Regions from separate parts of the Homo sapiens genome. Here region 2 is linked to region 1. The links are chromatin loops, found by intact Hi-C in ENCODE. Cell type or tissue: mammary epithelial cell. All regions are shown on one strand.

What was found. Hi-C counts contacts between places; a loop is a spot of excess contacts. Peaks named below come from ENCODE experiments on the same cell type or tissue, not always from the same donor. Only the 100,000 strongest peaks of a DNase experiment are listed, where the experiment ranks them.
Region 2: a loop joins it to region 1, with 9 times the contacts of the local background. A loop is called at or near these places in 2 of 110 quality-filtered maps.

Annotation. Positions count from the first base shown.
Region 1 is chr16:86,807,024-86,812,023 of GRCh38, reverse strand. No RefSeq gene overlaps it. Among named protein-coding and RNA genes, the nearest start is that of LINC02188, 87 kb to the right of the region's middle. In mammary epithelial cell, a CTCF peak has its summit at 2,182; a DNase peak (open chromatin) is centred at 2,183.
Region 2 is chr16:86,567,133-86,572,132 of GRCh38, reverse strand. It overlaps FOXC2 (forkhead box C2), which reads right to left. Exons shown (of 1, transcript NM_005251.3): 1 at 2,405-5,000. The coding sequence starts at 4,797. The coding sequence ends at 3,292. It overlaps FOXC2-AS1 (FOXC2 antisense RNA 1), which reads left to right and starts at 4,372. Exons shown (of 2, transcript NR_125795.1): 1 at 4,372-4,516. RefSeq lists enhancers at 1,291-1,792, 4,001-4,584, 4,585-5,000. In mammary epithelial cell, no CTCF peak of the experiment used is centred here; a DNase peak (open chromatin) is centred at 4,732; H3K4me3 peaks cover 3,088 bases; H3K27ac peaks cover 821 bases.

The DNA.
Region 1 (5,000 bases):
TGTCAAGTGCCATTAAAAAAATCTTGCTGGAATTTTTATTGCCAATGCATATAATTTAGAAATTGATTTAGAGAGAAAGGACATCTCAGTGAAATTGAGTCTTCCCATCTATCTCCATCTAGTTTGGTCTTCCACATCCTTCAATGCAGTTTTACAATTGTCTCAAAAATTGTCTTTCATAGTTTTGTGAAAATTACTCATAACTAAGCTTTAGTTTTGTTAGTACTGTGAATGGGATCTTACATCTTCTTAAGTGGTTATGACTGGTGGATGGAAATGAATTTATTTTTAATGTTTACTTTTGATTCAGAAGCTTTGCAGAATTTACTTATTGTTTTATTAGTTTGTAGATTCTCTTGGATTTTCATTGCAGACAATTATGCTGTCTACTGATAATGACAGCTTTGTCTCTCTCTCTCTAGTTCTTCCCCCTTTCTTCCTTGTTCTCACAGTAGTGTATTGATGGAGATTGCTAGTCAAACATCAAAAGCGGGCAACGGCAGATGGTTGGCACCCTGAGTTTGTTTCTGAATATAACAGAAATCCTGCTAAATTTTCACTATTAAATATGATGTTTATGGAAGATACTCTTTATCGGTTTTACAATTGTCCCTTTCATTTCTAGTTGTAAAAATATTATGTTTGCTCATTTGTTTGTTCTTATCATGGATGGTTGTTTAATTTCATCATTAATTTGTCTACAACTATTGAGATAATAATATTATAGTGTAAGTGTCTAAATCTTGGGCTTCCCTAATAAAAGACCCTTGCTCTTGGAAGTGAATTAACTCTACAAATATTGACTGAGGACTAACTTTTTACCAGGCATAAGCCAGGAGCTGTAGACAGATGCAATGGTAAGAATAGACACGGCCCCTTTTGTTATGGGGATTTCAGTCTAATAAACTGTTGGATGAGCCACAATTTTAAAAGGGCCAATAATCTCTAATGGTCCTCAAAAGACCTGCGAATGGAAAGAGCCCTGGAGTGCTGGAGCCTACTCACACCAGCTTGTGAGAGCAGACCGTGTGCATCTCTCCCCATCTCTGAGTTCAGTGATGTGACACTGGCCATTTGAAATCAACCATGGTGGGGGTATTCACACATTTGGTCACTCCAGTAATTCTATTAAGTAGGATCATAGAGCTGATTATGATAATAGTTATTAGAACCATTTCATGGTCATAGAATAATGAAACATTCTATGATCATGATATGGCAAATGGACAACGGCAAACTAAACTAATCAGAGCTTTCTTCAGGGCGCCAGGCTATCAAACACTTCCCAGTGCACCACTATTTCTTCCCATCTCTGCTGGAGTCAGCACAAACAGAACTTGAAAACCAGTCGATAGCAGCATGCAGCCTTGGAGGGAAGTCTTCTGCTTCCAGGAGTAAAGCCTCTTCTTTTATTCCCAGCTTCCTGATGCCAGTGGACCAGTGTTTGGGTCATACCACTGTGAGAGGCAGTGATGTGCTGGGTGAGGAGCATCAGCTGGAGTTGGGCTGGGTGGGAATCCCAGCTCTGCCACTATTTGCTATGTGACCCTGTGCAAATTACTTAACATGTTTGAGCCTCAGATTTTTCTACAGAAAATGATCATAGAATCATGAAATGGTTATAAGAATTATTACCATAATCAATGCTATGATCCTACTTAATAGAATTGCTGGAGTGATCAAATGAGAGAATACATGTCAAGTTCTTAGCAGAATGCTTAGCAAGAAGAAGACACAGTAAATTCTAGCAAGTTCTTCGCAGAATGCTTAGCAAGAAGGAGACACAGTAAATTCTGGCAAGTTCTTCACAGAATGCTTAGAAAGAAGAAGACACAGTACATTCTAGCTCTAATTATTGTTGTGTTCCCATAATATTTCCGACTTGAAGATGATGACCAGGTCCTAGCAATCTATATATACTTGTGACTTTGCACAGTTCCTGATATGCAAGAAACAGTTGAGGGCATGACTGAATGAATGAATGACGTTCATCCCATCAGGATGATCAGAGAAATGGTCCACATCCTGAGAGTTAGCATAGACCAGGGACAAAGCCTGCCCTGTCTTTAGCCAGCAACAGCTTCCCCAGGTAAAGCTGCACGTGTACAAGAACCGGCTGAGCTGTCATCATGACTTATTCCACCAGGATCTTTTCCATGGAGGGGAGAAGGCCAACAGAGGTTTTGTCTGCCCTCTGTGGCTCAATCTCCGTGTGGCACCAGATAAACTTCTTTAAAATTTTGTTTGTCCAATGACTAATTTGGTTGATTCATTTCTCACCGACTTTAACCAGCAAGTTGTGGCTGACCTGAACGATGGATAAGATGCTTGTTCCCAGCCCCAGCTGCACATCCGAATTCCCTGGGGAGCTTCCAGCAAATACCACTGCCCAGACCCCCATGCCAGAGATTCCAACCCAGCCTCTCTGGGATGAGGCCTGGGAAACTCCCCAGGGATTCTAGAGCAAAGTCAGGACTGAGAACCAATGCATTTGACCACAGGACACAGATCAGCCCTGTACCTCCTTCCGCAGGCTGTTGCCAGGTGAGGGTTGTAGCTGCGGAGCTTTGGGGTGTGTGCTGGGAAGGGGCTTTTTGGCCCCAGCCGGCCGGCCATTTGGTGGCCATTTGGCCATGTTACGGAGAAAAACGATCGGCCCACGAGGTGGTTTGGCCTTTTAGGAAAAGCTGCTGGTGGATTGGATTCCTCTGCCTTAGAGCCAGGTGCTCTGGCCCAGTGAGGAGGCAGCTCCCATGAAGATACTGACGAGAGCAGCAAAGTGCAAGTGGGTGGCAGGAGCGCCAGGACTCGCTGTAGCTCCAAGATCCCCGAGGATGGGGGTCCTGCACAGAGGTCACTGCAAAGGCAGAACTCCTGTGTGCCCAGGAAAACATGCACAGTACTTAACAGCTTGCAAAAGGCTTGCTACAGCAGGGGTCCCAGGCCCCTGGACTGCAGACTGGTGTCAGTCCATGGCCTGTTAGTAACCGGAGCAGCAGGAGGTGAGCGGAGGGTGAGCAAGCATGGCCGCCTGAGCTCTCCCTCCTGCCAGGTCAGTGGCGGCATTAGATTCTCACAGGAGAGGAACAGTCCCGTGAACTGTGCGTGTGAGGGATCCAGGCTGCACGCTCCTTACAAGAATCTAACGAATGCCTGATGATCTGAGGTGGAATAGTGTCATCCCAAAACCATCCCTCCCAACAGGCCTGTGGAAAATTGTCTTCCACGAAACTGGGTACCTGAAATGTTGGGGACCGCTGTTCTAAATGGTCTTAACTGGGTCTTTAAGGAGAGTAGGAGAGTAGGTAGTGAGGTTGGGATTCTTATACCCATTTTGCAGGTGGCAACTCTGAGGTTCAGAGGGGTTAACTGATTCCAGCAATGGCCTGTGGCTGGCAAATAGCAGATTAGGATGAAAGCTGAGTTATCTGGGGCCCAAACTGTCCCAGGGACTCAACCTCTAAGTCTATCCTTCCAGACAACTCAGAAACTAAAGCCATTTCCAAGCTGCACCCACCCCAACCATGCTCTGTGGGCTAGCCCCCTCTAGCCACCTCTTGTCTGATGCCAGTTGATCCTGGGAACACCTGGATGGGATGGTAGCAACAGAAACCAGGCAAAGCAGAAGAATCCTCAGCCTCTCCAATTTGTTCTCTTTGCAATTTCTATCAAGAATCGGCTGGGGGAGAAATCGAGTTGTGGCTGAAATGAAGTTTTAAATCAGTTTTCCAACCTTTCCAAGTATGACATCAGAAAAAGATGTCATGGACTCTTCAAGATAGCAATCCTGAAGATTTAAGGTCTGATGATCTGATTTAATATGTGTGTATTGAGAAAATGCACTGACAAAAACGCCTTCTGTGAATTCCATAACACTCTTCAATTAAATTTAGTAAACCAGCAATGGGAACAGCATATACTGTTAAAAATAATAGTCCAATTCATATGTACAAGACCGTATTTTCTCTAGGGATGCTTTTGCTATTAGGTAAGAAAATGTCTGTTTTTTAAAAATGATGATTATTTGTTTACGAAAGAAATGATGTGAAATCAGGGAAGCATGGCAGAGTATTGAAAACTTGAATGTAGTTAGTAGGTTTATGAAAGCTCATTAGACTATTTGCCTACTTTTAAGTGTTTGGAAATTTTTATAATAAAAATTTTAAATAAATATAATACCTGGCCCACAAAATCAGACTTCCTTAAAATAATGTTGTCCCCTTCCCCTAGTGACATCTGTAGACACAGATTGGAACCAGTGGTTTTAGATTACTGGCAAATGCCTGTCATTTAAGTTTTTAAAAAATCTCGTAGCTCAAGATGGAAGACAGCGATGATTCGTATTTGTGTTTACCCTTTTGCTCATCAACCCAGATTTTTCCACTCCATTCTGCGCAGATAATGTCAGTAGCCAATCCATGAGTATGGATTGATCCCCTGTCACATGTTAGGCTCTGAAATGGGTCTAAGAAGACCAAAGAGATGTGGACCTTCCTCCCCAGGCGGCTCACAGTCGTGCGGGAGAGATGGGTGCTACACAAATCGTAATGGATGATTAATAAAATGATTGCAAGGATGCGGTGTTAGGAAGCCAGGGTGAGGGGCAGGTGCTATGGAGGCCCCATAACAGGGAAGCTGTGTCCCGGAGCATGGAGTTGGAAGAAATGAGACCTGAGTTTATCAAGCCCAGAGATCAGCCTCAGGGGCTTTCCTGACATTCCACAGAGCCCGGCCCCCAGCTCCTGCTGTGTGCGCCTCCAGGGTCTGGGGTGGGGGGGCTCCCTGCTTAGCGACCTAATGAGGTCAGAAGGAGCAGCGGGAACGTCCTCCCGCTGCCTTCCAGCCTCCTTGTCAACAGCTGGCCTTTGAGGGGACTAATCTTCGGTATGTTTGATATGAAGTGGGAAAGCAAAAATAATCACCTGCCAGTGAGTCCCTCTTCCTAACAGACAGGGAGCGATCGGGTTTCCAGAGGCGTGGGCAGAGGAGTTGCCGCTCCC
Region 2 (5,000 bases), 240 kb after region 1:
TTGTGATTAGCCCTGCGATATCTTCTTACTGGGTCAGGAAGGCACAGGGTTATCAGACAGACTTCGTGCAAACTGCATTTGCGTGGTCTGCAGAGCCGCCCCAGCCCAGAGTCCCTGCAGCCTGTGGCAGACACTCTGACCCTACCATCCTCAACCTCCTTCCACCTTTCCTTGAAAGGCCCAGAACCTCCTGAGGACCAGAAGGCAACAGGAAAAGGTGGTAGATGAGTGAATCAAGAATAGCCAATGCCCCGGGCACGTACTTTTTGTACACTGGGCAGCAGACGAGCAGGGTGGCTGCCAAGATGCAAAACTGTTGGTGAGAACGTTGGCTATTCACAGCACGTGCTGTGGAATCTTCCCACTCTGCTGGGAGAGCAACAGATGCCCCAGAGGCCATTAAGCCCCCAGGCCTGAGGTCCACACAGGCACTGCAGGACGCAGGGGTTGCAGAAGACAGGGGCTGCACAGAGCTCTGAGCCAGCTCACAGCACAAGGGGCCACCGGCCTTCTAGCACTTACCGCACCTATCCCTGTCCCCACTGAAACGAGGAAACCTTGAGTGACAGGGCCCTCAGATGAGTCCCAAAATCCCCAGGCCGCTACACACTAAGGGCCTGGTTCTCCACTCTGCTGCCGCCGAAGACCTGAATAAAGCTTCAGATACAATCCCCCCGTTGCCCACGTTCCCCAAGGAGTGGAAAAAACCCCTCCCGATAACCTCCACAAGGGCCACTCACTTGGGCTTCCGGCCCCCACACAGCAGGACTTCTTTAAAAAGGCTTCCTAAAGGTGCAAAAGCCCAGCTTAGTTTCAACAGCAGAGCTGGGGGCTCTCAGCCACACCGTCGCTCTCCTTTATTTTCCGTGTGTCTCTCAGGCCTCGCCACTAACAGGACACCAACGGTTTCAAAGCTTACGATGAGGGCAAGCTTTCAGAAAGATTTCTTTAAAACGTCTAGGGAAGGGAAAAAGCCAGCTCGCTTACCGTCTGGAATACTCTCCTCTTCTCCTGGGGCAAATAGCATGAAGCGAGCAGAAGTAAAATGAAACCATCACGGCAGACGCAGGCAAGGAGCTTGGGCCACCTTCTTCTGCAGCTTGGAGAGGGTCTCTCCCCACCCCTACCTCCTTAACTTCCTCCTCCTGTTCACTCAACCAAAGCCCGTCTGGCCTGGGGCCTGCTGAAAGTCTAGCACCCGGACACCCGGGAACCCGCACATTATGAAAAAGAATGAGACAGCCGCCAAGTCTTAACTGTGTGCCACCTCTGGGGCCACAGATTGAAAGAGTCTGTGTTGCACATGTGGGGAAAATTATTATGCTTTAAGCTTCCCCTAATTCTATTTCAACATAGCGTGGAGATAAAGTGCCATGTTGAAAACAACAAGAAAAACACCCGGGTTACGTTCAGCGCCACTGCATCAAGCAAAATCACCTTTAGCAAAATCATCTGGTCTTGAAACGTTAAGCTCACAAAGAACTTCAGCATTAGCAAGGTACAGCTCACCTGCTGGGGTGGGAATTGATGAAGCTTTGGTCCCCAAATTCACACATAGAGGCCAGCAGGGGAGTGGTGGACTTCAGCCATTGAAATAGATAATAAAGCCATTTCGTCAGCTACATTTCACAAAAACTATGTTACTATTAAAAATGTAAAAGACGAGATATTAACATTGAAAACAAAAAATAATCTCTATTATTTAACATATTGAAAAACTTGAATTTAGAACTCTAAAAATATCATAAATTATTTTTGAAGGGTAATGAGGTTTTAAAATTTTTCACTGCGATGAGGGTGTAGATTTAGACATGACATTGAGAAGTAATAAAGTCTGAAATTCCCCTCTGATCTGGCCGCTAAGGGGGATGGATATCAAACGCTAGAAAATCCGTCCCCTTCAGACCTTCATTGGCCCAGTTCAAATTCTCTGGAAAACTATTAAAGCAGGCAAAGAGGCTCAAATTTTATAAAATCGGGGGAAAGCAGGACTCACCCTGGGTTGCAGTTAGCAAACGGGAAATGTTTATTCTTCCCTTCCTTCACCTCCTAAACTGGGGACGGCTGGACACTGAGATGGAGTGGCACTGTTTGTTTTGACAATTAGCATGTTTTTGTGCATTTAAGAAAATGCATCACGGCAAACTCATGGTCCGGTCCTTCAGGCAGCCCCCTCCAACTGGGCGGTTTCTCGAAAAGAAAAAATCCTAGAGTGGGATTTTAAAATTAATCAAAAGCCTTTTTCTGTCACTAAACAAGACAGCAGGTGTGTGCTCCTATTCTCTGGTCGTTTTTATGTGTCTACACATATACCCACCTGTGTAACAAAAATAATCAAAGCAGGTGGGTTTGCAAACACACCTCGTTTGTAAAAAATGCAACAACACAAACACACTGTCCAAACTTTGGGCAGAAAAAACAACATGGGTTTATTTTAAGGTAAGTACAACGATTAAGACCACGTAAGACAAACACAGATGAAGTTAGAGTTTTTAAGCTTTTTTTTTTTTTTTCTTTTAGGAATACTCAGGGTGGAACCTACTATACAAAACCATCACACTTTGTAAATAAAAAGTATCAGATACTTGACTTCTTTATCCACCAACAAAAAAATAAATTATTTTCTTGTTTTGTAAAAGACCTACAATGGGAAAAAGAATTATATCTCATAATTGTACAGGAAACAAAACCCACATCGGTTTCTTGAATTCAATTTGGCAGTTAGAAATGGTTGGGCAAGATGAAAAACTTATCCAGTGAACTCAACTTTAAATATTATATTAATGGCTCTGAACAACAACAACAACAACAAAATAGCCTGATTACAAATCCACACATTTGTACAGCACGGTTGGAGAAATTTAAAATTACACACAGCACATATATTATCTATAGAGACCCCCATACACCTATGGGGACCCCTACAGAAAGTCACTAGGGGCTCGCTATGGGATTTGGTCCATAACTTAACTTTTGAAAGCTCAGGTCGAGCACAGCACAGCCGTCCTGGTAGGGGAGGGGGATTTTAAGATCAATACTCATTTTGTTGGGCTGCGTCCCTTTGGAGGGGTTTCCTGGGATCCCAGAAACGGGGCGGCGAATTAAAGTTACCTGCGCTCTTCACAGACGGCTGGGGGCTAGCGTGCCCGCTCTCTGCTCCCGGGTCTGAGAAAAGGTTGGTGGACATGTTTTGTTTCTTTTTTGCGTCTCTGCAGCCCCTTAATTGTCTGGTTGGGTCGGGGCTGGGAAGCGAAGCCGGAGCGGGCCGGGGAGGGGAGGTCCCGGGACACGTCAGTATTTCGTGCAGTCGTAGGAGTAGGGGGCTGCGTGGCGATAGAGAGGCGGCGTGGATCTGTAGGGCAGCTGGCAGCTGGCATTGCCACTCACCTGGGACTCCCCGAGGGTCGAGTTCTCAATCCCCAGCCGGTGGGAGTTGAACATCTCCCGCACGTTGGGGAAAGTTTGCTGCTGGGCCGCGAACGTGTGGCCGGGGAGGTGGTTCAGGTCCCCGCTGTGGTTGAGATACCAGGAGGCCGCCTGCGCCGCGGCGGCCCCGGGCTGCGGCGTCGGCTGGGGCTGGGGAGCCGGCGGGGGCGGCGGCGCCTGCGGGTGGTGGTGGCCGTGGTGCTGGTGGTGGTGGCCCGTGGCGGCGAGCGCGCCCTCCTGGCCGGCGGCGAGGTTGAGAGCGCTCAGGGGCGACGTGGGGCCGCTCGGGTGGTCCGAGAGGGCCTCGTCCAGGGCGGGCGGGACGCACATGTGCGCCGGCCGCTCGGCCCCGGTGTACAGGCTCATCGCTCGCATGCTGCACTGGTAGCCCCCGGCGGCCCCGGCCTCCAGGCCCTGAGCGCACGGCTGGCCGTAGGCGGCGGGCGGCGCGGCGGCGTAGGGCAGCGCCAGCGGCGGCACCACCAGGCCCGCGCGTCCGGCCCCCGGGCTCAGCTCTCCGCCCGGCGGCGACGTTCGCAGGGTCATGATGTTCTCCACGCTGAAGCCAGGCAGCCCGTTGGGCGCCGCGGCGTGGTGCTCCGGCAGCGAGCCGTCGGGGGAGCCGGCGGGCGTGGAGGCCGCGCTGCGCGGGCTGCCCTGCAGCGCGCTCTCGGGGCTCAGCGTCTCCACCTTGGTGATGACCGGCAGCGCCGGGGACGCCGCCTCGCTCTTGATCACCACCTTCTTCTCGGCCTCCTTGGGGGCGTCCGCTAGGTGGGGGGTGGCCGGGGCGCCCTTGGACGCCGCCGGGGGCGGCTCCTTGAGGTGGGCCCGCTCCTCCTTCTCCTTGGACACGTCCTTCTTTTTGAAGCGCCGCCGGCGCCGCAGGAAGCTGCCGTTCTCGAACATGTTGTAGGAGTCCGGGTCCAGGGTCCAGTAACTGCCCTTGCCGGGCTTCTTGTCGTCGCGGGGCACCTTGACGAAGCACTCGTTGAGCGAGAGGTTGTGGCGGATGCTGTTCTGCCAGCCCTGCTTGTTCTCCCGGTAGAAGGGGAAGCGGTCCATGATGAACTGGTAGATGCCGTTCAAGGTGATCTTCTTCTCGGGCGCGTTCTGGATGGCCATGGTGATGAGCGCGATGTAGCTGTAGGGCGGCTTCACCAGGTCCTTAGGCGCCGCGGGCTGGTGGTGGTGGTAGGGCGCGTAGGAGCGGCCCATCCCCGCGCTGTACTGCTCCGGGTGGCCGGAATAGACGCCCATGGGGCTGGCCATGCCGCCGTAGCTGCCCGCAGCCCGGTAGTAATTCTGCTCGCTCAGGTAGGGCACCACTCCCAGGGCGTTGGGGTCGGACACGGAGTAGCGCGCCTGCATGCTGCTTCCGAGACGGCTCGCCGGCGCCCTCGCGCACGGACTGCGGCCGGGGGAGCGAGGGGGGCCCTGAGAGCGAGAGAGCGCGAGAGAGCCAGAGGGGGAGAGGAGGGGAGCGGGAGGGGCGGCCCCGGGCTCCTGGCAGCCTCCGGGGCGAGGGTGCGCGGGCGGCGGCGCTCGGGCCGAGCAGGGGCGCGCGCTTTCAG